Regions from separate parts of the Homo sapiens genome. Here regions 1, 3, 4, 5 and 6 are each linked to region 2. Evidence: chromatin contacts called from ENCODE Hi-C or POLR2A ChIA-PET data. All regions are on one chromosome and are shown on one strand. The core of a region is the stretch at or near the end of the contact, and the rest is flanking DNA. Distances in the headings are between cores, read along the strand shown.

The links. Hi-C counts contacts between places; a loop is a spot of excess contacts on that map. ChIA-PET counts read pairs that join two places held with the same protein, here RNA polymerase II (POLR2A). Pooled maps may share reads with other maps.
Region 1: a map of endothelial cell of umbilical vein shows a loop between it and region 2 (11-fold over the local background). The contact joins two enhancer-like sites. A Hi-C loop is called at or near these places in 9 of 168 maps with a recorded cell type or tissue (HepG2, aorta, cardiac septum and 6 more) and 8 of 50 pooled maps. POLR2A ChIA-PET finds 5 or more read pairs at or near these places in 3 of 52 experiments (AG04450, CD8-positive, alpha-beta memory T cell and OCI-LY7).
Region 3: a map of endothelial cell of umbilical vein shows a loop between it and region 2 (7-fold over the local background). The contact joins the promoter of TM2D1 here to the enhancer-like site in region 2. A Hi-C loop is called at or near these places in 4 of 168 maps with a recorded cell type or tissue (endothelial cell of umbilical vein, esophagus muscularis mucosa, head of caudate nucleus and 1 more) and 5 of 50 pooled maps. POLR2A ChIA-PET finds 5 or more read pairs at or near these places in 1 of 52 experiments (OCI-LY7).
Region 4: a loop to region 2 is called in a map of psoas muscle, with 2.9 times the contacts of the local background. The contact joins two enhancer-like sites. A Hi-C loop is called at or near these places in 31 of 168 maps with a recorded cell type or tissue (A673, B cell, CD4-positive, alpha-beta T cell and 24 more), 26 of 37 single-sample maps with no recorded cell type and 37 of 50 pooled maps. POLR2A ChIA-PET finds 5 or more read pairs at or near these places in 4 of 52 experiments (BJ, MCF 10A, WTC11 and 1 more).
Region 5: a map of PC-9 shows a loop between it and region 2 (2.4-fold over the local background). The contact joins two enhancer-like sites. A Hi-C loop is called at or near these places in 3 of 168 maps with a recorded cell type or tissue (PC-9, endothelial cell of umbilical vein and mammary epithelial cell) and 3 of 50 pooled maps. POLR2A ChIA-PET finds 5 or more read pairs at or near these places in 3 of 52 experiments (A549, MCF 10A and OCI-LY7).
Region 6: a loop to region 2 is called in a map of gastrocnemius medialis, with 13 times the contacts of the local background. The contact joins the promoter of NFIA here to the enhancer-like site in region 2. A Hi-C loop is called at or near these places in 26 of 168 maps with a recorded cell type or tissue (A673, Calu3, IMR-90 and 16 more) and 29 of 50 pooled maps. POLR2A ChIA-PET finds 5 or more read pairs at or near these places in 8 of 52 experiments (H1, HEK293, MCF 10A and 4 more).

Annotation. Positions count from the first base shown.
Region 1 is chr1:60,988,715-60,991,872 of GRCh38, reverse strand. No RefSeq gene overlaps it. Among named protein-coding and RNA genes, the nearest start is that of NFIA-AS2, 20 kb to the right of the region's middle. Within about 2 kb of position 1,737, at least 12 of the 41 ENCODE cell types and tissues checked have a DNase peak (open chromatin) inside an H3K27ac peak, as active enhancers do; they include endothelial cell of umbilical vein, heart left ventricle and heart right ventricle, where a contact is called at or near this core.
Region 2 is chr1:61,451,541-61,454,952 of GRCh38, reverse strand. The region is part of intron 10 of NFIA (nuclear factor I A); the gene reads right to left. Among named protein-coding and RNA genes, the nearest start is that of NFIA-AS1, 200 kb to the right of the region's middle. RefSeq lists an enhancer at 435-2,830. Within about 2 kb of position 1,697, at least 23 of the 41 ENCODE cell types and tissues checked have a DNase peak (open chromatin) inside an H3K27ac peak, as active enhancers do; they include A673, ascending aorta, endothelial cell of umbilical vein and 5 more, where a contact is called at or near this core.
Region 3 is chr1:61,723,891-61,727,269 of GRCh38, reverse strand. It overlaps TM2D1 (TM2 domain containing 1), which reads left to right and starts at 2,129. Exons shown (of 7, transcript NM_032027.3): 1 at 2,129-2,313. The coding sequence starts at 2,150. RefSeq lists enhancers at 1,454-2,139, 1,788-2,447, 1,484-2,683, 2,140-2,827.
Region 4 is chr1:61,837,928-61,841,175 of GRCh38, reverse strand. The region is part of intron 17 of PATJ (PATJ crumbs cell polarity complex component); the gene reads right to left. Among named protein-coding and RNA genes, the nearest start is that of MIR12132, 6.5 kb to the left of the region's middle. Within about 2 kb of position 1,320, at least 3 of the 41 ENCODE cell types and tissues checked have a DNase peak (open chromatin) inside an H3K27ac peak, as active enhancers do.
Region 5 is chr1:61,131,377-61,134,559 of GRCh38, reverse strand. All of the region lies in intron 2 of NFIA (nuclear factor I A), which reads right to left. Among named protein-coding and RNA genes, the nearest start is that of NFIA, 50 kb to the right of the region's middle. Within about 2 kb of position 1,617, at least 5 of the 41 ENCODE cell types and tissues checked have a DNase peak (open chromatin) inside an H3K27ac peak, as active enhancers do; they include endothelial cell of umbilical vein, where a contact is called at or near this core.
Region 6 is chr1:61,080,775-61,083,887 of GRCh38, reverse strand. NFIA (nuclear factor I A) reads right to left here and starts at 1,327. Exons shown (of 11, transcript NM_001134673.4): 1 at 1,070-1,327. The coding sequence starts at 1,096. RefSeq lists a silencer at 1,757-2,051.

The DNA.
Region 1 (3,158 bases), core at 488-2,987, 460 kb after region 2:
GGCAGGAGCGTGCCCTGCAGGTGCGAGGGGCAACAAAGAGACTGGTGTGGCTGGAGGAGACTGGGCAAGGGGCAGAGCAGTGGGAGATGAGATCAGGGCAGGAACGGGCTCCAGGTACTGTGGGGTTGTCTCGTAGGTGATCTTGAGATTGGGCTTTTATCCCTGTGAAATGGGGAACCATTGAAGGGTTTTGATCAGAAGAATCGCCTGACACATTTAAAAGAAACTGGATTATGGAGGAGTCATATGTGGAAAGAAAGACTGATTTGAGTACTATTCCAATAATCCAGGTGAAAGATAATGCTGGATTGGGCCTGGATGGGAGTGGTAGAGCTGGTGAGAAGTAGGCAAGGTGTAGACATGTTTGGAATACAGAGCCAACAGGATTTTCTTAAAATTATTGTTGATGAATCAAGCTCAGTTAATGTGCTTAAGAATGTTGTCTCTTTCTGTGAGTTTGTAAACTTTTCAGTTTATTATCTCATGTGATCCTTATGACAATCTTGGGATGTGGGAGGGGCCAGCAGCCCCATTCTCAGGACAGAGAGGTGAAATGGTTCTCCCAGGGCCACACAGCCTGGAAACTGGCTGAACTGGGGTACTCAGCACCTCAGTCCCCTGACTCCTTTTCTAGTCTTTCCTTCTTGTCAACTTGCTGCCTTTAGACTTGTGCTCTTTTAAGAATCTTACGCTCTATTTTCTGAGCTACCAATGAACCATCCCCATCTTTAATGGCTTCACTCATATCCATCCAAATTTCAAAACACAGTGATTTAACAAGGACAAATGGGAAAATCTGCAGTGCTGGAGGGAAGACTTTCTGGCTCCCAGGCCCTGAACCCCCTCCCTCTGTCTGTCCCCTCCCCTTCCAGTTCTCTGCTCCCTCCGACCCTGTGAGTCTGGACTGAATTCAATTATTCCTCGCGCTCTCATTACAGTCTGACCAAGATTTATGAGTTGATAATTGTCTGAAAGTAAGACCACAAAGTATCATTTGTGTTTGGGGCTGACCTTCCCGGTGACCTTTAGGATTAAAGGCAAAATGAAAAGTGTGATTTCTGCAGAGCCAAACAGGGTAACGTGATCCAACCCGGCTAATAATCCAAAGCCTCGGATTTCCCTGGTTGAGGACATATTAAAGCTGGGCACAAAGGCGGACAACTAATCCTGCAGGTTCATTTCACAAATTAATTTTTTTTAAGGCATCACAACCTCCCTCCCTCACTTTAGGGTGCATTCTGAGTGACGTTTTCCAAACAGGATGATGACAACAGCTCACACCTCTGAGGCCTTTATTGGATTATTTTTACAGGCCATTTAAAAACACTTTTTTGAGAGGTCCTAATTGAAAACAGACCTTTCCCCTTGCTTGAGTTAGCAAACAGAGCATCGCTGGGGGTGAGAGGAAAATGAATTCATGGAAACTTTCCCAGATCAGTGGGTGAGACTTGACACTCACTTCCCCGAAGCACAGCACATGCGCAATAATGGCCCTTCCTGATAGTTCTTCCTCACATGCACCAGCTATTCAAAGACAAAACTGCAAAGAAAACACTCCTTGAGACTCAATATAAAGCTTCCAGCCAGCCTGAAACATTTGTGAGGCATTTGTGGTTCCCTGTTGGGAATATGTAATACTGTGTCATTCTGAGTTAGAAGGCCACTTCCTAAGGGAAGAGGGGCTGTTGGCCTGTGTCCCACGTGGTGAATCATAAAATGAAAAGGCCTAATAAATATGAAACTGTGATAACGTCTTCCCTCTGCTCAGGCAGCCTCTATTTTTAGTTCAATATGTATCTATTGCACCCAGCACTGGGCTGGGTCCTCTGAAAGAAATCCCGTAAAACCTCAAGGAGCTCACAGGCTGGAATATTCTTTCACAGGCAAGCAAGGACCCAGGGCTGTGCTCAAGCTGGGCTACAAGGGCTGGACCAGGGTCTGGGGTTGGGCATAGGTTGGGCTGACTTGCAGTTGCTGGCCTTGGAGAAAGGAGAAGCAAAGCCACTGTGATTGGAGGAAGGAGATTCAGGAAGCAAGGACAGCTCTTAGTGTCAGTTCCAATGGTTGGGTATGAGAAAGAGGGAGTAAAAACTGGGGCTTCAAGAAGGCAGGGACTATAGTTGTATTTCCTCCCAGTGTATTCACAGTGCATCTGGTTCACCAAAGGTAAGATCAACCATTGCTGAACTTAACAATTTGCTTCCTCCCTTTGTAGTCAATTGTGGTGATATCTCTAAATGCACATATTATTTTACACCAAGTATTTGAGCATTGTCTGGGAATCAGGTGTTTATTCCACTTTGGAGTATTTCTTCATGTATTTTTTGCCTTCTCTATGACATTTTAAACCCGTCTAACACACACATGTACCTGTACTGCATAGCAGGTACAACCACAGTCTCCTCTGGGGTTAGGCTGCCTGTTGCATCTGTAAAATGGAGCTATCAATAGTGAGATCGACTATGTAAAGCACTTAAAACTGCACCTGGTCTACATTAAGTGCTCAATAAACTTGAGCAATTATCATGATTAGTCACTAATACATGTGAGCGGTGTAGGTCTCACAGATATCTGTGACACATTCCAAAACCCTCCTCACTTGTTCCTGAACTATTCTTTTTTTAAACAGGAGTTGGCCCCAGCCCTGTTCTGATCTGCATGTTCTTTGTGAAGTCTGCCTTCAGCTCTTTTGGTCTAGTGTTAGGACTTTATCTCCTATGTGTCTGGCTTTCAGCTCTCTGTAAATATTGGCTTGGCCTAGTCCTGTATTTCTTACCATTCCAGATGGCTTCAAGTAAGCTGTCAGTTCACATCTGGCCTCTTGAATTGCCACCTGGAATCCCTGTTCTGACACTGTTGCACTGGTCAGCCCTCTATCCAAGTGAAGTCGTCCCAGTGGTGCACTGGAGTGGATTGCAACTGCTCATGAGGGCCAACTGTTAAAAGCTACAGAAATTTTGTAAGCTGGTCGTCAAACACAGCCACTATTAAAAATTAAATGGTATCAATTCTCAATTAAATAAAATATATTTAAAACAGTTAATAAATACACAAAAATCATTGCCTCCAAATTACTTTATTATATTTTACCATGTTCCAGACTCTCAAGGTGACTTCATCCATGGCGGCTGTGTGGCAGCGAGCTACTTGCGCATCTC
Region 2 (3,412 bases), core at 448-2,947:
GTGCCTAGCCCAGTGCCTGGAATACAGAACGTTCTTAATGAAGAAGAGTTGAATGAATGGAGAATGGGTAAAGGGAGGGGTTTCATGTGGCAATGAATGGCTACTCTGATGATTTTCAACATCTCCTTTCAAATGAGGTGCAGGCACTGAAGCCATGATTGTGACACTCTCCTAACAGGCCCAGATGGTCAATAGCGACACAAGAATAAGTGGAGGTAAGGTGGAAAAAGTGCTGGACCCAGTCTTCCTGGGTGATTTTGAGCAAGTCACAGTATTTTTCCTTCCTTACATATGTAGGATTTTATGAGGGAAGATGCTCCTTTCAGCCCAATATATCTAAAATGGTATTTTCAAACATGAAACATAATAACTAAGTAGGATCAAGATTTTACTCTATTAAGTACCACATTGTCCAAAGGAAAAATGAGGCCACTGCGTACCCTTCATTCATGCTTGCGTCCATGCAGCATTTATTTAGAGCCTTCTGTGTGCCTGCCAGGCCCAGTTACTGGTTACCTTTTCCTTTCGTAAATCCTTAGGTGGTTAGCTTTGAGCAATTGTCTGGTCATATATCACTTTATCTGCTGGCATTTCTTTTTCTGTTAGCTAGACAGAATGAGCAATTATGGACTAACATCAGAGTTAGTTTCTCCAGTGAAATAAAAAAGTATGTGGCTTTTGCCGACTTTTCTCTAGAGATACCTTGACAAATTCACTACATTTATCATTATTTACAGAAAAATTACCAAGGCCTAACAAAAACCAATGCTTCTGAATTCTTTAAGTTGACGGTATCAGAAAGGGTTCTAATTGGGTTGCTTCAGGCAGGTGAAGGATCATCCCTGTGGAAGAGATTCCATTAGGTAATGTAAGGACTCATTTGGTCCCCAGGGATGAATGGCTAAGTGATAGCTACATGGAGTTTGGTATAAGATTTCCTAGTCACACAAGCCACCTTTGATTTCCAGAGGAGTTTAAAAAACTTAAGCCCAGACCGAAAAACTACGCATCCTGTAGACTTTCAGATGTTATTCTTTGACCACATGCTTTGAGGAACACAATAAAGCCTCTTGTGTCCTGAAAGGAAATCAGCCTGGCAAATACACATGGCCTAAATCTAGCTGGACAAAAGAAAGAAGAGGGGGAGAGAAAGGAGAGAGAAAGCAAACCCCAAACTGTGTTTCTAGTAGGCCTCTACCTAACAGCTGACTCTCATCCACGTTAGAGCCGCTTCCTCCCTTCTACAAAACAGGTTCAAACTTTGGGTGCGGGGAATAATGCTTACTATTTCTGTTTTCACACTTTCTAAGTCGGTTGTGAAATTCCAGACTTCTTCAATCTGACACTAAGGTAGTTCTTGAAGCAAAGGCCTGGCACCCAGTGAGTCAGCAGGGGGAGCAGTTCTCCACACCACAGTTTCTGGACGAGACCTCAGGGCACTACAAAAATCTGCAGTGCCTCTGCACTTCTCTTAAAAAGCAAAGCAAAAAAAAAAAAAAAAAAAAAAAAGTTTCTTCACACATCTTACTATTCAGTATGTGCCTTGCCGACAAGGTTACCCCAGAGCAGCTCTGTAATCCTTCACTGAAATAGGCTTTATTGATTGCTCTGGTCTATTGTTCTCTTTTCAAGTCCCCCAAGTTCAAGTTCATCCTGGTGTTACATCATGTCTGGTTGCTAAGAGCAACCAGACAGACCCAGACGTGACTATCATTAGCAAGAAACCCTCTGCTCTCCTCCCACCAACCTTCCAGTGGTTCTGACGTAGCAGGCCCACTGCAAACACATTGAAGTATTTATTCTGCCTAATTTATGACCTACACAGCAAGCAAGACCCCCACTCCAAAAACCAACATTGTTGTATATTTAATTAATCTGTCTTTCTCTGGCACTTGGGAAAGTTAGACAAAGGACTAATTATTGTGTTTCACTCTGCACACTTTTCTTTTGGGGGGTGGATATTTGCATGGGAAAGAAAACTACAAGGCCCAGCATCAGCCCCCCACCTCTTTTTCTTTTTGCCCTATTGACATTTCATGAAATACTTTAGCTGCTTAAGGGAATTAGAAAAAAAAAATGCGATGTGAATGTTACTCCTTCTGAGTTGGTATTCAGTAACACAAATCAACTCATGACATGTTTAAATTTAAATGCTAACCACACACTCTCAGAGTTACTTTAAAGGTTAGTTTTTAATCAATAGAAGTTGCTGACTCCAGGTTTTTGGGCTGCACGCTGCAACTCTTGGGCTTTTGTCTAACGTTAAAGCTTTCAAACTTTTTTTTCCTTGAGATGATTTTAGCAATGATTTGCAGACACAGAAGGCTATTGTGCTCTGACCAGCAACATGTCAACAGAGGGGCTGAGCTGCCCTGTGGTGGGGTGTCAATATGACTCCTGAAGGCAGAGGTTGGGGGTCTTTAATAACCCGTGAAAAAACCTTAATTAACCCTTTCAGGCCCAAACCAAAACCTATTCTTAAACTTGTTCACTCCTATAATTTGACCATTAGTACTTATTTCAACATCACACTAATCTTCATGACAATTAACCCAGCTACTTGACCAAGGTTTTCCAGAACAGGAAGTTGGTTAGGGGAACCACACAGGGAATTTTTCTTTTTTGAAGTCTCTGATTAAATCATTTATTTGCAGAGATGGCAGATAGTTCTAATAATAATAATAATAATAATAATAATTCATACATCTCCCTGAATTTTCTCCTAATCAGTTTGTAAAGACACTCATAATCCCATTGGGATGAGTGTGACAGTCACACATGTGTAAGCCAGTCAATTCCTAGAAACTTCCATGAGCTGCTAGTAACACCAGATGGACAATATAATGTTTGTAAAAGCCTACTTTTCTCTTGTGATATTTTCTTATAATTTCTATTATGCAAGCAGTACAAGTTTTAGAACATTAATTGAAGAATGATTCTGCATATTTTCTTCTTGGGTCATATAGGAAAAACATAAAAGAAATCTGAGCTTATTCGATCGTTGGGGTTGAGCAGCAAATCACTGGGAAAATGGTAACACATTAAACAAAAACTATCCTCAGACATTTAGTGACATAAGCTTAGGTTTCATATGCTTTCTGCCTTCGTACTTTATAGCCCCTTAATCTACCCTACTGTATCCAAATGGACTACAAAGGAATCTCCCTCCCTATGTGCAGTGAGTGGCATTATTACAATGCAATATAGGATGATGTTATCTTGATACATTTACATTAAGTAAACACAGAGCTTTGATCTATTTTTTCCTCAGAAACTTTCAGCTATAGTTGTTGTGGAGGTCCACAAATCCACACTCCCACCAAGGCTCCAGTTACGTAAAATTAGTCGGTAACATTCACAATGTCTAGAGTTTGGGATGTGCTGAGCGGGAGTGGGGAGGGAAGTGGGGTGA
Region 3 (3,379 bases), core at 880-3,379, 270 kb before region 2:
CTCAAAAAATAGCAGCGGGGCGTGGTGGTTCATGCCTGTAATCCCAGACCTTTGGGAGGCTCAGACGGGTGGATCACCTGAGGTCGGAAGTTGGAGACTAGCCTGATCAACATGGAGAAACCCCGTCTCTACTAAAAATACAAAATTAGCCAGGCGTGGTGACTCATGGCTGTAATTCCAGCTACTCAGGAGGCTGAGGTAGGAGAATAGCTTGAACCTGGGAAGTGGAGTTTGCAGTAAGCGAGAATCGTGCCATTGCACTCCAGCCTGGGCAACAAGAGCAAAACTCCCGTCTCAACTCCATTTCTGTCTCTAAATGAATGAATGAATAAAGCATAGTAATGCTACAAAGTTGTTTTATTATGAAAATTTTAGGGCCAGGCGCCGTGGCTCGCGCCTGTAATCCCAGCACTTTGGGAGGCAGAGGCGGGTGGATCACCTTAAGTCATGAGTTCGAGACCAGCCTGCTCAACATGGTGAAACCTCGTCTCTACTAAAAATACAAAAATTAGCTGGGCTGGTAGTGGGCGCCGTAATCCCAGCCTTTCCGGATGCTGAGACAGGAGAATAGCTTGAACCTGGGAGGCGGAGGTTGCAGTGAGCCGAGATCATGCCATTGCAGTCCAGCCTGGGCAACAACAGTGAAACTCCACCTCAAAAAAAGAAAATTTAAAAACGTAGTTTATGTTTAAATATTACTTCAAATAGTTGTATGTCTTCCAGAATATATATTCCAAAATGAGGCCAGGCACAGTGTGGCCTCACACCTGAAATCCCAGCACTTTAGGAGGCAGAGGCGGGCAGATCACTTAGGCCAGGAGTTCGAGACCAGCCTGGCCAAAATGGTGAAACCCTGTCTTTACTAAAAATACAAAAATTAGCTGAGCGTGGTGGCGCACGCGTGCAGTCCCAGCTACTCAGGAGGTTGAGGCAGGCGAATCACTTGAACCAGAAGGCAGAGGTTGCAGTGAGCTGAGATTCTGCCACTGTACTCCAGCCTGGGTGGCAGAGAGAGATTCCATCTTAAAAAAAAAAATTTACTTCTCGTAAAACATTATACCAGTGTTCTCAAAGTGGGGGTCCCTGGACTAGCAACACCCACATCCCTTGGGATCTCCTAGAAATGGAAATTATCCAGTCCCTCCCTACATCTTTTGTATCAGAAACTCTGAGTGCCGGTTCTATCATTCTGTTTTAATAACTACTACAGGTGATTCAGATGCTATTCAAAGTTTGAGAACCACCAAAGTTAGTGCTAAAGTATGGATGAAGAAGCACCACTCAAGTTCAAATTTTTATATTGTTAGACAAAAAAAAGATTAAACTTAACTTTACGAAAACATTTTTTCCTCACTGTTAAAGTTCCCCACCACAGAACTTTTAGAACATATAGAAATTTAAAAACAACAGATGGAGGAAAAAAAATCTTCAACTTTTCACTTAATCATAAACTATTTGGTTTCCTCTTGTTACAGTTTCCACCCCCCAAATTATCCCCCACCTAAATTGTCACTTTTTTTTTTTAAAAGGCGTAATGTCTCTCACAGTTTTTAAGTTCTGTTCGTGGCAGCCTTCCAAAATCCTTCTCTAAAGTTACAGGAGGACATTATGTCAATTAGTAAGAGCATAGATCTGAAATCTGGCAAACATCAATTTCATTCCGACTGAGTCACTTAGTGATTAAGGTCAGTGTGTTTCAGCGTCTTTGAGCCTTGTTCCTTATCTGTAAACCCAAAACCTATCAGGGCTAACTGCGATGATGTCAGGAAAGCATTGATTCCAACCTCTGACGCCGCTGGCACTTTCAGAGGACCGAGAAGCCTCAGCTAAGGGCGCGGGAATGAGAAGCGGGTGAAGCACCTGATTGCCTAAACCACTCGTTTCCTTCCTCCAGCACTCAAAGATTAACCTTAGCTCCTTCCAAGGGTTCGTGGGGGAAAATTCGCCTCGAGGGACTGGGTACATGCATATTTTAAAAGGGTCTCCCAATGTGATTCCACGGGCTCACGGGCAGAAGAACACGCGAAGAGACGGAACTGGCCTCTATCCTATGCGAGGTCCCTTTAAGAACCTCGCCCTGTTGCCCTTCTCCCTCCCGCTCCTGGGCGGAGGCGGAAGCGGAAGTGGCGAGAAAGTGTCGGTCTCCAAGATGGCGGCCGCCTGGCCGTCTGGTCCGTCTGCTCCGGAGGCCGTGACGGCCAGACTCGTTGGTGTCCTGTGGTTCGTCTCAGTCACTACAGGACCCTGGGGGGCTGTTGCCACCTCCGCCGGGGGCGAGGAGTCGCTTAAGTGCGAGGACCTCAAAGTGGGACAATATCCTCTGTGGAGAACACCCCCCCATGGAGGCGAGGTAGAGTTGGGGTCGCAGGTGGGTCGCTGCCGTCAGGACTGGCTAGGGCTGTACTGAGTGAAAACGATAATCTGATCTGTGGCTTCTAATGACTGAAGGATCCCTGAAGGTGAACAGAGTTGTGGAGATGGGAGGGCCAGAGGCCACCCTTTGTGATTTCCTTATGATTTTACTAGTCATTGGCGCTTCCTCTTCTGATCCACTTTTTTTTTCTTTTTTATCAGTGTGCTTACTTGTTCAGTAAAACATGTAGATCCTGAAGTATGCCAGGCCCCGTTCTAGACACTAGTAATACAAAGATGGATAGTCTCTTACCCTGGAAATGTTTGCCAACTCTTCCTAGGGGGAAGACAAGTAATAACGATCTAGCCAATGTGTTGCCCATTTATCATTAACTTTATGTATATTATGCATATTACCTCATGTCATCTTCAAACTTCATGAGATGGTAGACTGCCAGACAAATTTCTTTCTGTTTTCTTTTTTTGAGACAGGGTCTTACTCTGTCGCCCTGGCTGGAGTACAGTGGCACGATCTCAGCTCACTGCAGCCTCCGCCTCCCGGGTTCAGTCAATTCTCCTGCCTCAGCCTCCTGAGTAGCTGGGACTACAGGCATGCGCCACCACACCCGGGTAATTTTTGTATTTTTAGTAGAGACGGGGTTTACGCCATGTTGGCCAGGCTGGTCTTGAACTCCTGGTCTCAAGCGATCCGCATCCCCCTCACCATGAACCACCGCGTGGGGACTCAGTGGATAAATTTCTGTTGCACTTTGCAACCTTGGGTGACCTATTTGAACTCTGTTTTCTCATGAGTAAAAACGTGGATAATTATGGGGCAAATTTAAAGGTTTATTGTAATGTTTATGTATTATTATATTATTTGTAGAGACAGACTTCTCGTTATGTTGCCCAGGCTGTTCTTCCCAAACTCCTGGGCTCCAGTGATCCTCCTGCCTCAAGTATTACTTAGCAATACTAAAAGTATATTTGTACATATGCTTATTGACTTGGACAAACTAGCAGCCTC
Region 4 (3,248 bases), core at 71-2,570, 390 kb before region 2:
ATAAATAAATAAAATTAAGTGGAAGAAATAGAAATAGAGTTTGGGGCACTAATATCATAGTCTGAATATAAACACTTTATGCCCACTTAGCTACAAAGGCCAATAAATTAATTACCGCCATATATAAAGTTGAAACAAAATTGATAGTTATATATTGCTATCACTTAATCTGTCCACATCATAGAAAACCATTAGCAAATTCATGAATTACACACCTGCTTACACTATCTTCCATGAGAATTATCGGAATAAAGAAATAACTCTACATAAGAAAGGATCCATTTTAAGTGGTCTAAATATATTTGAGTCTCACAAACTTAAATGCAAGCTATTTGGTAAATATGTACCAAAATTTAAAAGATACAGTATGCTCTTCTGATGAGTAATTCCACTTCTAGGAATTTATCACCTACCTATTACAAGATTTATTCCCACCTTTTAACAAAAGAGTATCACAAAAATATCCACTAAAGCCTTACTTAAAATGCCCACCAACTGGGTACAGGAGGCTGATGAAATAAATTATTGTACATCAACAATAAAAATACTATGTAGTCATTAAAAAGAGGTAGCTCTATAAGTACCAAAATGAAAGAGCATATAATTTTAAGAAAAAAAATACAGAGCCTTTAAAGTGTGTATGATATAATCCATTTATATGTCAAAGTTTTTTTAAAATTAAATAAGTACTATTACTTATATAACCATGTATATATAAAATGTTTCTGGAAGGATGGACAAGAAAAACCAAGGTTTTTTACCTGGAAGAAGTAAGGGATTATGGTCAGAGGTAGATTTACTTGTCACAGGATATCTTTATACACCTTTGAATTTTTCTGCCATATGTATGTATTACCTATTTTTAAAACATTTTCAATGTGCTCAGAAAGTCATTCTGTTGTGCATAGGGTAAGGAAAAAGACAACTTAAAGACATACATGAAATGTATACAATCCCGTCCTACAACTTTTATAAATCTTTTAAAAAGAGAATTCTAACAGAGTTAATAGGCAGTCAAAACTACACACTAGATTTTTTGCACAAATACTAAGGCATACTATATTCAAGACTCAGTAACACTGCAATATTTTATATTTTGGTTTTATAACCCATTTCCTCTTTTAAGAAAAATTAATAACTGTCAATTTTTATAGGGAGAAATATTTCCACTATTCTTTTTAATGAGTCGCCATTTGACTTTGGTTTCGAGCAAATTTTTAAAGCATTACTAACAGTATTTACATATGAATCACCTCCCAATGGCTATGTTATTATGATTTCTATTTTTATCTCTCTCAGACTTTGAGAGAGATAAAAATAGTGTTTCAAAAATATCAGCTTTGGCAAAAATTGAGTCACTCAAGAGGGGAGAGGAATGAGGAATAGGATGTAGGAGGGAGGAGAATTATTGGTTAATAAATTTTATCTTCTAAATCACTGAAATTCAAAAAGTACCAAGGATGGCAATATCATGGCTAATGTTCAAAAATTAGCTAATGTCAAACATTTCCAGTGAATTATAATCATGAGGGGTTATTCAAAGTTCAACATAAATCAAAACACCAGAAAATATCTACTTGCCATGTTTAATTTATAAGGTCAACTGAAGGTAAAATCCATACAGTTCTAATTTTTTTTCAAGCTTTTTGGTAGAAATTAAAAATTACAGACTCTTGGACTACCTAATCATTGTTTCATTATTGAACATTAACCCACAACAAATTACTTGCACTAGTTTAGGATTCTTAAATTTGCAATGATGGTCTTCTGAAGCAATAAAACTAGCTCTTACACAATGCATATGAGCACACTATATTAATTTTTAATACCTGCTAAACTTTCATATAAGCATGAAAAATGAGAATACTATCTAGTAGCTTAGTTTTTAAGATATGAAATTTTTCACAAGCTGAAAAAACAGAAAGGTCTTCTGTAATAAGTTTACTGTATGGATGCCCTATAATAAAATGCACATGGAAATAGCACTCACAAAGGAAAGAGCAGTATAGTATGATGGTTAAAGGCATAGACCTGGTGGAGGAGTCGGCGGCAGAAGAAAAAGAAAGAAAAAAAAAGACCTGGGGCCCAACTGCTTCAGTTCTACCATATACTACCTGTATGAATTGGACTAATTACTTAAGTTTTCTGTGCCTCAGTTTCTTCACTTCTAAAATGACAACAATAAGAGTATCTCTTTCATATGGTTCATGTGAGGAATACATAGCCTAATACATGTAAAGCAATTAGAACATTACCTGGCACTCAGTAAACATTCAGTAAATGTTACCTAACATTGTTATTAATACTAGTGGGAGTATCAGTAATCTTCCACGGAGACCATAGTCTAAGGAATAAAGACATTACACATAAATACTAGGGAAAGAAGACAGAGATAACTAAGGTATAATATAAAAACCTCACCTACAAACTGGCAAGAAATTACAGTATAAAAACTTATAACCAAGTTTCTGAAGAGTTTTGTTGCTTAGAAACAGAGTACTCAGTCGGCCGGGCGCAGTGGCTCACGCCTGTAATCCCAGCACTTTGGGAGGCCAAGGCAGGTGGATCACGAGGTCAGGAGATCGAGACCATCCTGGCTAACACGGTGAAACCCCGTCTCTACTAAAAATACAAAAAAAAAAAAAAAAAAAAAATTAGCCAGGCGTGGTAGCAGGTGCCTGTAGTCCCAGCTACTCAGGAGGCTGAGGCAGGAGAATGGCGTGAACCCGGGAGGTGGAGCTTGCAGTGAGCTGAGATCGCGCCACTGCACTCCAGCCTGGGCGACTGAGCAAGACTCCATCTCAAAAAAAAAAAAGAAACAGAGTACTCAGTCAAGCCATCATATTCATGCTCTTGACAAATTACACGCATTGTTTGCCATGACACAATCCTATAAGGCATGACAATGGAGATCAGTGAATCTCCTAATACGGCACACATACAGAGTGGGATTTTAACTAGCCACTACATGAAGTGGCTAGGCGTATTTGAGACTAACAAATATTCTACCTCTGTTCAAATAATAGCCAACAAAGCTACTACCACTGTACCCTAAGAGCTAATAAAGAAACTTATAACCTAATCACATTTATTGTCTTCCCTGTTGCTTTCTCTTTTGTCTTTGACCCAATCTAATTTAAAATGTCTTTAATGAAATGAATTTTCACACTTTGTACTTTGGCCATATGACTCAGTTGTAGAACTGTGTATCAGACTCAGCTGATCATTTCACGTATAAAGGCATACCT
Region 5 (3,183 bases), core at 368-2,867, 320 kb after region 2:
CATATGTTATAGCCTGTATAGTTCAAACAGGTAAGAAAGTTCATGAGACATGTAAGCAAGATTTCTGAGTCCCACAGAGTAACATGGACATGAGAAAACAGCAGACCCCGCTTTCCACTACAGCCTGACTCACCACCTTTTACTGATTTACTGGAGGTAATGGAATACAGAGGCTTAGTAAGAACAGAGGAGAGCTGTGCATAATGGGATTTAAATAATCTGATTTTCCTAAGAAAAGAAATTGAGAAGCAAAGAGATAAAGGATTTTCTGTACACACACACACACACACACACACACACACACACACACACACTCACACACACAGTCTGTAAAGCACCCTGTAGTTTCCAAAGCATTTTTGTATCCCTCAGATATCATTTAATCATCAAAAAAACCCACAAAAGGCAAGGAGAGCAGATACTATTATTCCTCTTTTTGTTTTTTGTTTTTGAGACAGAGTCTTGCACCGTCACCCAGGCTGGAGTGCTCACTGTAACCTCTGCCTCCTGGATTCAAGCGATTCTCCTGCCTCAGCCTCCTGAGTAGCTGGGATTACAGGCATGCACCACCACGCCCGGCTAATTTTTGTATTTTTAGTTAGAGAGATGGGGTTTCACCATGTTGGCCAGGCTGGTCTGGATCCACCCCCTCAGCCTCCCAAAGTGCTAGGATTACAGGTGTGAGCCACCGCACCCAGCCCCTATTATTCCTTTAAGAGACAGGGTCTCACTATGTTGCCCAGGCTGGAGTGCAGTGGCTATTCACAGGCACAATCGTAGCCCACTACAGCCTCAAACTCCTGGGCTCAAGTCATCCTTCCACCACAGACTCCTGAATAGCTGGGCTAGTCCCAGTTTTTTATAAAAAACAGAGGAGCAAAGAAGTTATGTGATTTCAGCAACAATATATTCTTGATTAATGGCAGTGATGGAACCAGACTCCAAGTTTTCTGAATTCTAGTCTAATGGTACCCCCACTAGGCAATGCTGTCAATTTACATTCATTTTGTTCACTCAACAAATATTTACTGAGTACCAGTTGTATGTCAGGCACTGTTCTAGACACTGGGAAAACAAAGAGTGAACAAGACTAGTAAGTTCCCTTCCTCATAAAACATTCTAGTGTACATATGCATGTATTTATAATAACTATAGTTTAATATATATGGCTTTTCATACACTTTTCTATACCAGCCAGTTTATGAGACTCATTAAAAATTAAGACCACATATAAATATTTATTATTTTTTAAGAACTGCATTCATTAGGTCAACAGAGAAAAAAAAAAACTCCAGCCACTCCCGCCTCCCTTCCTTCCTCATTCCTCCACACAGCTAGCCTTTTAAAACAATCTAAGTAAACAGCAAAGTAACATCTATTTGAGTTACACATTGGTTCACATGCTGAGAAGAAGAAAAAAAAATGCCTATAAAAGTCTTTAGAAAAAGGAGAGGTTCAAAATTATGGAGAGGGCTTTTTTACAGGATCGTTTTAAGCACACACAGGATCTTAAAGAATGCACATGGACATCTTGTTTGGAAAAAGTTTATTCTTTTTTCCTTCGTCTTTTTAATCTACACAAAGCACAGTCTTAAAAAGCCTGGGTGGGGGGGGCAGTGTCTGCTCCCCATCTCTAGGTCTGTTGCTGAATGAAAGATCGACAGGAAATTAACGCAGTGGTAGGGAGTTGCTTGCCAAGAGTGAACTCTGAAACAAAAGACCCACTATTGTGTAAGAAAATCTGACATCTATACCCTCAGCCATGTTCTAAACTTCGGTAATCCTTTAGTATGATCTATGATTTGTTATAAGTTTTTAACATGTATATCTAAAGTGTTGTGTTACTCCTCATCTTCCAACTCCTCCTGAAAAAGAAACAGATTTTAGTTTCTTTGGTTCTTTTCTTCTTCCATCCCTTTTCTCCTTAATTGTCTTTTTAGCCAGCAACAGAGTTAGTCAATGAATTCAACCAGCTTCCTTCTTTCACCAGCCATGCCAAAAGACACTATCTTTGTGGCTTAAAGGATTTCAACTGCTCCCAAGTTATCTGAACTTATGGTACTTGAGGTTTGTTGTTTTGGACTGATGTTTAAGAAAATGCTCATTTCTTGATCCATGAGTGAACCTGACATGGCGGTATTTCCTCATTTCTAACAGTTTTCATAACATTAATATCGTGAAAAGAATACTGAAACTGATGGTGGAAGTCTGTAATCTAAGAATCTAAAACTAAACCACGTCCTCCTCGGGTGGATCCAGGAAGCATGATCCATTTATGGGATGAAGTTAAAAGGGGAGATTTCTTTTAGTAATGGGAGTGGACAGGCTGGCTTGACGTTCAGTGCTGATCTCTCAGATAACTTTTCTGAGGGATTTTCCTCATTCTTTTTTGACCAAATGACATAACCAAAGCTTAGCATATCTTCAGTGCTAATCTCAACAAGCAAATTGGGTTTACTTCATTTCTACCAATTGGCTTACCTATATATAATTTTTTCTACAGAAGTGTATAAAATTTTGACCTACCAAAACACAATTATGTTCCTCTGCTATTTAAATAGGTGCCAGTAAAGCCAGGAGTAGGAACAAGTCACCAAAGTATCAGCTGTAGAGGTTTTCTGGGCACACTCCAAAAGTCTACATCTGCTTGGCAACAATTCAGTGAAGAGATATGGTTACTCTTTTAACAGTAACAGAGCTTTCCCAGGCTTCAATGTATGAAAAACAGCTTGGTCTGTATCAGAAAAAAATTCAACCAGATCTGCAAAAATCACATACTTACTATCCTGACTGATCAACTTAAAAATTATTGCCATAAATGAAACCAAAATCATTAATGACATAGTTATCATAGAGTAGCCTGTTCACATGGTTTGAGAGTCCAAGTGGGAATCTTTTTTTTTTCCTTTTCTTTTTGCAACATAAACACTTAAGCATTTAGTGATAAAATATTAAAAGCTAGAGGCTCCAGATCCAATGAGTACAAGTTGCTGATATAGCATCATATACCAAGGAAAGGTGTCAAGCATGCTAAAATATGTCTGTAGCTTAGACATTAGGGGCCCTACTCTTCCCCTAATATGCTTGCCTTGTTCCTACTGTCCACAGTTAAATGCACACATCAGCACTAAAATGCATCCCCTTAAAATCTAGGGAGGAAATTCAACACATCTATGTCAATGA
Region 6 (3,113 bases), core at 78-2,577, 370 kb after region 2:
AGGAGAGGCGGTGGGGCGCAAGAGCCCCATGCTCTGAGTTGAGTCGGAGGGGAAAAGTTGCCCCCGTCCTGCGCGCGGAGCGGCCGGAGTCGCGCGGTGGCGGTGGTGGTGGTGGCGGCGGCGGCGGCGGGGGGAGCCGTGTCCGGCCCGGGCCGCCGCTCCGGCTCCCGGCTAGGAGCCCAACTCTGCCCGGCGCTACCCGGCCCGCGGCCCGCGGCCTCCGGCGTTCGGCGCCCTGCACAACGTGGGCTCGTCTCGGCCCCGAAACTTTCACTCCGGGAGAGCCAACGGGCCACCGGCGCGCGGCGAGGACGCAGGCTCCACCCGGCCGGCGCGGGGGAACGCGCGTCCACGTAGCCCCGCTCAGCCGAGGGCTAGCCGCAGCCTGCCCGCGTCCGAGGGGCGCTGTCCGGGCCGGGGCCGGGACGGGAGCCCGCGTCCTTTCCGCGGCCGGACCCCGAAGGCTGACAAACAATAAACAAAAGTAAGAGTTCGGGAAGACGGCGGGGGGCTGCGGCAGCGCAGGCTGCGGGGAGCGGGCCGTTGGGCGCAGGCACCCGAGGTCTCCCCGCACCCGAGGACTGCAGCCGGCCCGAGCGTGCGGGGTGAGCGGTGGGCTCCGTCGGCGGCCCCCTCCCCGGGCGCTGCGGCACTACGGAATCCCTGCTCCCGGCAGCAGAAACGCTGAGCCAGATTTCTGCGTGTCATGGACTGCAACCCCGCCGAAACACGTGCGGGGTGTCCGAAAACACTGCTGTTCCGCAGTCCGTCGCCCCGATATTAATTAACGCATTAATAAGAGGGCGCCATTAGCCATGTGCCCACACAAATGGCCGTGCAAGAGGAATGCACCCGCATGGAAACAAAGTTACTTTCTTTAAGCGGGATCCCCCCCCCCACCCGCGGGCACACGCGCGCACACACACAGAAACACGCGCAGACACAGACACACACCGAGACGCACGCCCTGGGCCCGGCCGGAGCGACGGCCCCGGTGCCCCCCACCCAGCCCCAGCCCTGCCCCCGGCGCCCCGGCCCCCAAGCCCTCCGCATCCACGCCGCGGCTTACCTGGGTGAGACAGAGCGGAGAATACATAACTGCCGGGCGCTGGGGTATGCGTGTGCGTCTGGGTGTGCGGTTTGGAGGTGTGCGTGAGTGTGGGTGAGAGAGGAGAAAGAGGGAGAGAGGAAGAGAGAGAGAGAGAGAGAGAGAGAAGGGGGGAGAAAAAAAAATCAAGCCTGCTTCTTGCGTTCACATTTCCAAGTCGGCTCAACTGCAGCCAGCCAGCCAGCGCTATTGCCGCTCCATGAGCTGAACTTTAACCCCGCCTAGAGTTTCCCTACACTCCACTATACATGCCTACTGTACGCGGGTGTTAAAGGCATAGCGCACCCTTTCCCGCTCCCGCGCCGGCCCGGCCGGGTGCCCGCGAGCTGCCCGCGCGCCCGCCTCCGCCTCCGCTCTGCACCGCACCGCACAGCCGCCGCCCGCTCGCGCCGCCGCCGCGGGGGGGAGGGGGTGTGGGGGAGGGGGCGGCTGCGGCGCCGCGCGGCCAGCCGGGTCCCGAGCCTCCGCGGCCGCTCGCGCTCGCAGGCTGGCTCGCTCGCTCCCCGGCTCTCTCCGTGGCTCGCTCCTTGCTCGCTCGCTTGCTCGCTCTCCCGCTCGCTCCCCGGCCCCCCCGCCCCCTCCCCCGATCAGCGCATTACTGGGTAACGCAGTGAGGAGCAGTTACAGTCTGTACTCCCGGGCAGCTATAGGCTGCCACAGGATGTGCTTAAGCAAACAAAACTACTTTTCCTCGTCCCCATCCCCCCACCCCCGCTGCAGACCTCCGCGGACCTCGGTGGAGGACTTGGGCAACTTTGCCAGGTTGCCCCGCACCCCCCGGGCCACCGCGTGGGCACGTAGAGAACCGAGGAGGAGGCCGGGCGGCACATTTGCATGTATGCAAATTTCTTTGAAAAATCAGACCTCCTAGGTAACTTTTTTTCCCCCACTGAAATGCGGTAAGGCTCAAAGCATTGTAATCTCTCCAGCGAAGCTTTCTGTGGGAATAGATTCGTCGGCAGAGGTAATTATGCACACAATCCTGCAAACTTTGTGCAGCTTCGGTCCTGTGGCATTCAGAAGCGGGGGTGGTGAGGAATCAGTGCCCACAGAAGATTCACCGGATTTGGGGGGCGGGGGTCTGGAGAAAAGAAGGCGGAGATTAATGAGCGTTATCCCTCCCAGGACTGTGAAACTAGTGGGTTTGAACACAGACGCCATAGAAAAAGTTCTATCACGTTCAGAAACAACAGTGGTTTAGCTGTGACATCTTTTACTTTTTAGGAGGAAAAAAATATGTGAAAGGGATGTCCCCTTAGGGAAGGGAGATATTCTGATCCACAAACGCGTGCCCAGAACTGGACATAGGCTATCATTACCGTCCCAGTTTCTGGGACACCTCTGGAAGGGTGCCTTTTAAGAATCCCTTTTTTCCCTCCCCCAGGTAATAGTTCTTAAAATGGAAAAGAGCTTCCTGCAATTATTTTAGGTTTGCTAAAGTATTGTTTTGGCAGAAAAGAGGGGGGTGGTTTTTAGGGTTTGGCAAGTTGCCAGTAAGCCTGCTTTTCCAGTTTTTTTTTTTTAACCTCATATTTTCTCTCTAGGCTCTCCTCTCTCGGAGGGGGGAAAGCCTACCTGCCTCTTCTAAGCCCCCATCCCTTATTTTACTTCTCTTCCTCATGATGGTTTGCAAAATGCTGCATTTGACAACCCTTCTCAAAATTCCAAAAGGAAAGAGGTAGGTATCATGTTGAAAGACACTGGCACACAGGGGAATCTGCCCTTCGGTGGAGGTGACATAACCAGAGAGTCTCTAAAGAGGGGACATTCCTGTAGGAAAGTGAGGGTAAGTGATGTGTTAACAAGTGAGGGTGAGTGATGTGTTAAGGCCACTCTCATTCAGACTTCTTTTCAAAGCAAGGGGCAGGAAATACTGTACTGGAGAAAGAGCAAAAGAGAACCTCTGAAATAATTCTGCATCTGTCTAAAGTTATTTTATGCTTGTACTTTAGTTACTTTATTGCCAAAATAATTCCCGAATGCTCAAGAACCATTCTCTCTCCCA